Linked DNA regions of Mus musculus: region 1 is linked to region 2. The links are chromatin contacts, found by Hi-C or POLR2A ChIA-PET in ENCODE. All regions are on one chromosome and are shown on one strand. The core of a region is the stretch at or near the end of the contact, and the rest is flanking DNA. Distances in the headings are between cores, read along the strand shown. Region 1 holds the start of Lockd (lncRNA downstream of Cdkn1b). Region 2 holds the start of Etv6 (ets variant 6).

Region 1 (3,444 bases), core at 307-2,806, 890 kb before region 2:
AAAGGCTTCACTTTAGTATGAAAAGTTAGGGTGGATACAGTAGCACGTGCCTACAGTCCCATCTGGTTAAGAGATTACGTCAGACACATCAAGTTCAAGACCAGCAAGAAGTAGAGGGAGGGAGAAAGAGGGAGGGGAGCCATTATTAGTAGTAATGCATTTATTTTTGACCTGGGACTCATAGAGATCCATCTGCCTCTGCCTCACGAGTACTGGGATTAAAGCTGTACACCACCATGTCCAGTGGGGTTTTATTTATGACCTCCTTTGTTTGTACGCTTGTTGGTATATTCGAGGTAGGGAGGGTTATATGCAGCCCAGGCTGACTGCAAAGTCTCTCAGTATCCTAAGCAGGCCTTGAACTCCTGATCCTCCTGCCTCCAGCTCCCAAGTGCTCAGATTACAGGTGTGCTCCACCATGCCAAGCCCAAGTTTCCAAGCCTGTTTTCACAGTCACGTGCTATCTGAATCTTTATCTATGACACCCCTGTCCGGGGACCATCCAAATCCCTGCTTGGCTCACACTCAAGATGAAGACCTGTTTCTGAGACTAGCTTCCTCCTTCCAGGGATGTGGTTTTCCTCATGGACTGCTCATTCTGATCGGATGTGTCCTCTGAAAGGCAGAGGTAAGCACTGAGCCTCTAACAGAGTCCATGAATACAGCCTGGAGAGCAGCTCAAACATGTTGGTTTATGGACGGGGTCAAGGAGCTTAGTGGACTGGGAGAGGTAAGGTCAGAACTAGACAGCTAAAAAACTAAGAACATGGCATACTGGTTCAGGGGCCAATGGAGGCTAAGGCTGGGCTTCTGGCTAAAACAGACTGAAAGGAGATATCAGGAGAAATTATTTTAAGGAAAGAAAAAGGGAAGAAAAAAAAAAGGCAAAGGCAAAGAAAGGTATACATATGAGATGTCCCTGATAAAGAGAAAGACTGATCTAGGACTACTGTTTAATTATTATGACGTTTTAAAAGCTTCACTGCAAAGAAAAACATAGTTGGATCCTAATTAATAAAAGCCATCACTTGTATTAGACCTGTTCTACTAATTGAATCCTCCTAGATCTTAACAAACTCTTTCCAATGAGTTTCCTGACCCAGAAATCAAAAGGGGACTTTATGTCCCCTTCTCATCCTCACAAGGGGGGGTGGGGAACCAAACCTGGAAAACAGACAGGTTCCCCCCCCCCTTTAAGGTTAAAAAGGAAGAAAATGACACCGACTGCCTTTGTCCTGATGGATTTTGACACTCTAACCCCAGAAATAACACCTCTTTTGCTCTATATAGAGTCTATAGCCACACCTTGTATTTGGTTGGTTTATTCCTATGACGGGTAATATTCATTTCTAGGATAACTACCCGCTCCCGCCCTCCCCAAGTCTACCTTTCCAAGACAGGGGAAGGTGCGTCCTCGTCGAACTCCCGCCTGTACCTTCCTAGTACCTCTGGCCAGCAGCCTGTGTGCCCGTGCTCCCTGGACATCCGTGAATGTTTGATGCTACATCTCTACCCAAACTGAAGCTTCCCGCCTGCATTCTGTCAACGGCACTTGCGGGCGGGGCGGGGGGGGGGCAACTTTTGGAACAGAAAGCTCCACCCATCCTACTCCCTACTACCTGCAATCAAACCAGCTAAAACACCCCACCTCAGACTCCCCAACTAAGTCTCATCACATGATCTACCGTACGGTAATTTTTTTTTTTTAACAAGAAAACAAGCATCCAAAAAAAAAAAAAAAAAAATTCAAACTGCAGGCGCGAGCCAATGGGGAAGCAGGGGAAGGTGGGCGGGGGAAGCGCGGCGGGCTGGGCGGGGACCCGCGGACCTGTGGACCGAAGGATTCGTAAAACGCAGCAGGCGCACGGTTTAGGCTTTTTTTTTTTTTCTTCCAAAACTCAGTTAAGCGCGAGGCTCCGCCTGCAGCTGCAGCCTCGCAGATCCACCTTAAATCTTCAGTGGACTCGGTGCAGGGGTCAGTGGGCGCAGCCAATGCCAATCAAGTTTACAACCACCAGCTCGGGACGAGGGAGGGGGGGTTTGGGGAAGGCCAGAGGGAGAAACTTCAACTTCTCGCTTTATATGCACACATCACACACGCGCACACGCAAACACACGTACGCACGCACATGCACACGCACACAAAGGGAAGGAGGGGGCCAGAGACCGGCGCTCCGCCGCCAAGTAACAAGTTTGCAAACGCTTCTAAGCTCGCTGGCCGCGGCCTGGACGCGCTTCCCGCGTCCCGACCCGAGCGCCATGATGGTGGCTGCGGTTCTCAGTCCGGGTTCTGGAGGGGGAGCCGCAAATGATGCAATCCCCCGGCCGGCGCCCGAACCGCGCGCCCTTCTCCCGGCCTTTTTCTTAACGTTCCTTTTAGAGGCGCGTCGAGGTTTCGCGCCCAAAGCATGGATAAGGGGTTTTTCTTTTGTTTTATTTTTTAAGATTTCCTAATTTCTGGTTCCTACCTCTGCTGAGTCCTTATGCATGATAAGTCTGTGACTTGGATGGAGGCCCGAGGGACTTGAGACTTGAGTGTACGTGGAAATAAGTGCACTTTCGGTTCTCCGGGATCCGCCTGTGGCTGACCCCACCCTATTACAACCCCACGCGAGTGAAATCAGGGAGACGACCCCATAGGTTTCTAAGTAGGATCCATGGCCTTTTTACCCCTCAGTGTCGTTTGCAAGGTTTCTTTTTTGCTTTAATTTTATTATTTTTTAAAGCCAGGAAAGGGGGGGGCAGGAGTAGGGTGTGGCTCAGGTGAAAGATGGCAAATGAAAAAGAATCCATGCTCTGAAAAACAGATCAGGGATCCTAAGTGGACTTCTAAACAAAACACCTTTTAGTTCAAAGCGCTAGACGAGCAATCGTGTTTTCTGGTGATGATGGTGTAATGGCGAAGGCAATTCTCTGGCTCCCAGGAAAGGTCGCTCAGTGCAGCCAGGGTGGTGGGCACACAGTGGCTTGAAAGGCCGACTGCTTGCTCCCTCCCACTAGTGAATGTCCATAGTCCCCCAATCTAACCCATCACAGCCCCCTCCCCAAATCCTTATTTCCCCCAGTTCTTCCTTGCCCAGGTCTGCGGTTCTGGACAGCCAAGGATGCAAAGGTGGGGGGCACTTTGCAAGCAGGGTGAAGGGCAGGGCTGATCACCGAAAGCGGCAGTGGTTCTCCACAGTTAGGCGCGCATTGGTGACGGTCGCTTAGCCGCCAGCGAGCCGGGAAGGCTTTCGAAATCCGCGGGGCTGCGGATCATTGGAGCCCTGCGGTAGGGGTGGGAGCGGGCTGCTGCCCTGGAGGGTCCACGAACTCCGGGAAATTGGTCCCTTCGGGCAAGTCCCCCAGAACTCAGTGAGCGGCGGGGTGTCCTCTGGGAAGGGTCGTGGGCCTTCCATAGTGATTTTCTTCGTCTGGAGGATCGATGGTGAGGAAGAAAGGTTT
Region 2 (3,439 bases), core at 135-2,634:
TTTTGCTTAGCTACTTCTTTTCCACCCTTCATCACAGGAGTTTTCTACTTTCAGATTGCTCAACTTTCATATGCACTAGCGTAAAACAACTATTCAGCAACTTTATTCACCTTGGTTTAATTTTTTTTTTCATTGTGCAATGCCCAGGAAAAGCTGACACCAAGACTGTCTTAGGACTTGCAATCACAATCAGAAGAGAAGAGAGGGTAAAATTCTTGTGTGATAGAACGGGGGGGGGGGGGGGAGGAGGGGCGTAAAGAGAGAGAGAGAGAGAGAGAGAGAGAGAGAGAGAGAGAGCATCCTAGTGGAGCCCCTAGAACTTTTTCCCTAGAGACCACCCCTTGGGAACAAAAGTTACAATTCAGTCTCACGTTATGCGTAGGAATAAAGAGAAAGGGTTTTTCTTTTTCCTTTCTTATTTTTAAGCGCACTAATTACGGAGGTGCTCTACAGATCTGAAGACAACCCGGGTTCCTCCTACCAATTGAGAGCGGCATTACATTGTCAAAAAGAAAGGGAGTGGGGCTCTCTTTCTCTCTTGTCCTCTTGGGCTATTACCTTCCCCCTACCTTCCCTATTCCCTTCCCTCTCTCTCCACGTGTTCATGGCCTGCCTCTACTTCTCTACTCTCTCCCTCTCTCTGCTTTTTTCTGCCACAACTACCCTCTTGACTCCCCTCCCCTTGCCCTAAATAAACTCTATTCTATACTATTAAAAAAAGGAAAGAAAGAAAGGGAGTGGGGGGGGGAGGCAGGAGCCCAAGAGGATCTCGGCGGAGAGGGGTGCAGCAAGGTTACACTAAAGGGTACAGCGCGGCCGCGAGCTGCATCTCCTTTTCCCTCGCGCCCCAAATAATTCCCCGCCAGCCTAGCAACTGCACCAGCAGCCCCGGGGTAAGGGGGTTCCGATCGCCCAGCGGAGGAAGGAGGGGAATCCGATCGTTACCTTAATGCTAGACTGAGCAGGAGTCTCAGACATGTCTCACAGCGAAAGGGATCAGGAAGTTCTCAGTTTTTTTCCACTTTCCTTTCCTCTCCCCAACCCAGAAACGCTCGGCGGGGCAGCGGGATGCGGTCGTTTAAGAAGTTTCTTGCAGCATCGCTGGCGGCGGCCGCCCGAGGGGGAGGGGGGGCTCTTCTCAACGCGCGGATTGGGCGCGAGGTGCGGGGGCGTAGGAGCCGGCGAGCACGGCGTGGGGTGTGCGGGTCGCGGCGCGGCGACCCGGGCGCAGCAGGCCGGCCTGGCGTGTCTCCTCCCACCCGCGGCCGGCGCGCCCGCCCTCCCGCGGCGCTCGCTCGCTCGCTCTCTCGCTCCCTCGCTCCCTCCCTCCCTCTCTCTTTCTCGAATGTTTTCCTTCCTGGAAGAGAGAAACTGAAAGGCAGAACTGAGAAAGCTCTCTGCTCATTGATCTTGAGAGTTTCAGGGCAGAAACTGACGTGAATTCCCAGCACCCGGCTCTGCCTCTTAAAGGAGCCACCAGGAAATAAAAGCTCGGGTTACCGCGGGCCGCGGAGAAATCAAAAGGCGTGCGGGGGAGGGGCGCGGGATGCCCACTGGGCCGCCCCGAGGCGGAGGACGCCTTTGGGGAACCTTGCAGCGTGGCCCAAGGACCAGCAAGCCTGGTTCATCTCTCTCCCGACTCCCCTGGCTGCGCCTCAGGAGGACCTGGGCCACGCACAGTAGGGGCTTTTCTGTGCACTCCCAGAGGCGCAAATGCAGCCTGGGGACCGCAGTCTAGGAAGGGGCTTTCCGGGAAGGACGCGGCGCCGCAGGAGGAAGCGAGACAATGGCCTTTGTTCTGCGCGGCGACCGCGGCCGCTTTAAGAGAATCCACCAGGAAATGGGAGCTCGGGTTACAGGCTGCGCACGGGGAAGTGCAGGGCGCGACGCTGGAGACAAAGCCGCGCGGTCGCGCTCCGGCGCAGGGACGCGGCGAGCGGGGGTGCTCCCCGCGACGGGGGCGCCCCACGGCCTGACCTCCCGCCTTCCCCGATTCGAAATCCCCCGGCCATTTAAAGCCACAGCGGCCGCTACCAACCGACGTAGGTGACTGGACTACAAAGTTGACAGGGCGCGTTCCAGCAGATCTTAGCCCTCCCCTGGGCCGCTCCTCGGGCTCGGTCATTGGCGGAGGGGACAGCCCGGGGTCCTGCAGAGGAGGGGCTGCCAGAATCCTGGGGCTGAGGCGCTAGCCTTGAGCACCAGCGTTCCGATCACTCTATTTTTATTGCTATTTATAATCTCTTAAAATGCCCACCGCAGAAGATGGTGTTTAAATTCTAACCCTCTAGTCTATACAGGTTTAATATGTGGATATATAACGAAGAGCTTGATGCACTTCCATTTTGTGCTTTGACGGTAAAATAAACACAAATGTATGCGTGTATGAATGCATTATACTCATCTTCCCTGCTGAGGGTTTCCCAGACTCACCTCTGTATTCCCACCTCTGTAGTTTCTTGGGAAGGAGGCGTGGGGGTGGGAGGAAGCAGTATTGTTTTGAAGTAAAATCTCTCAATGTAACCCTGACTGTCCTGGAACTCTTTCAGGCTGGCCTGGAACTAGTTCTGCCTCTGATCTTTCTTATGTATTTATTTATTTCCTGCACACTTTTCAGCGTCGTAAAAACGTGCTCAGACTTTCATAAACAGAACTTCTGTTCATACATACTCATATTAGGACACTCTAAATGAAATTTTCCAAGAGTCAGGCTGGGAACGCACCCCGTTGCTGATAACAGTAATGTTCTTGGAGGGAACCTCCAAGGTACCACAACCCGTTTTGTCATCTAGTAGCCATATTCACCAAAAGAACTTAGTCTTGTTTATGCTAGGTCCCAACCGGACTGCATTTACCCATTCTTATCTCTCACGAGTACCTACCTTTGCTCCCGTGTTCTTGAAGCTTTTTTGCTGTTGTTTCTTACTGGGAATTTTCGTTGTGTTCCTGTGGTTGTGTTTGTTTTGAGACAGGGTCTGACAATGTGGATGAGACTAGCCTTGAAGCCTGGTCTATCTGCCTCCCAGTGCTGAGATTAAAGGCGTGAACCACCACACCCAGCCAGTTGGTTTTTAAATTTTCTTAAGTTTGTAGTCCAAGTTGGCCTTGACTTGAAGCAAAAAAATTCTCCCGAACCCGGGCCACTATGCACTATGCCCCTTTTAAGGGGCAGCGGGTGCTTAAACATCCATTTCTTTGTTTACAGCCCTGGAGATTGAACCTAGACCTCATGTGTTCTAGTCTAGTGCTCTCCTACTGAGCATCCATTCCCAGCTAAACAATTTTTGGTTTCCCTTTGCGTCTCTTAACTGATGTTTGCAGACATTGGATCTGATGGACTTTTGCTGCGTTAAGTCTTAGGCACCCTTACATCACTGATCTAACTGTAGGGTCTCCGATAACTTCTCAGCACTTATGAGATGGGAAGGGGTAGCGCCTA

The links. Hi-C counts contacts between places; a loop is a spot of excess contacts on that map. ChIA-PET counts read pairs that join two places held with the same protein, here RNA polymerase II (POLR2A).
Region 1: a loop to region 2 is called in a map of T-helper 17 cell, with 2.2 times the contacts of the local background. The contact joins the promoter of Lockd here to the promoter of Etv6 in region 2. A Hi-C loop is called at or near these places in 1 of 37 maps with a recorded cell type or tissue (T-helper 17 cell). POLR2A ChIA-PET finds 5 or more read pairs at or near these places in 1 of 5 experiments (embryonic stem cell).

What each region holds. Positions count from the first base shown.
Region 1 is chr6:134,927,204-134,930,647 of GRCm38, reverse strand. It overlaps Lockd (lncRNA downstream of Cdkn1b), which reads right to left and starts at 1,556. Exons shown (of 2, transcript NR_037956.1): 1 at 1,363-1,556.
Region 2 is chr6:134,033,645-134,037,083 of GRCm38, reverse strand. Etv6 (ets variant 6) reads right to left here and starts at 1,384. Exons shown (of 8, transcript NM_007961.4): 1 at 946-1,384. The coding sequence starts at 978. Gm46977 reads left to right here and starts at 1,772. Exons shown (of 4, transcript XR_001785383.2): 1 at 1,772-2,042.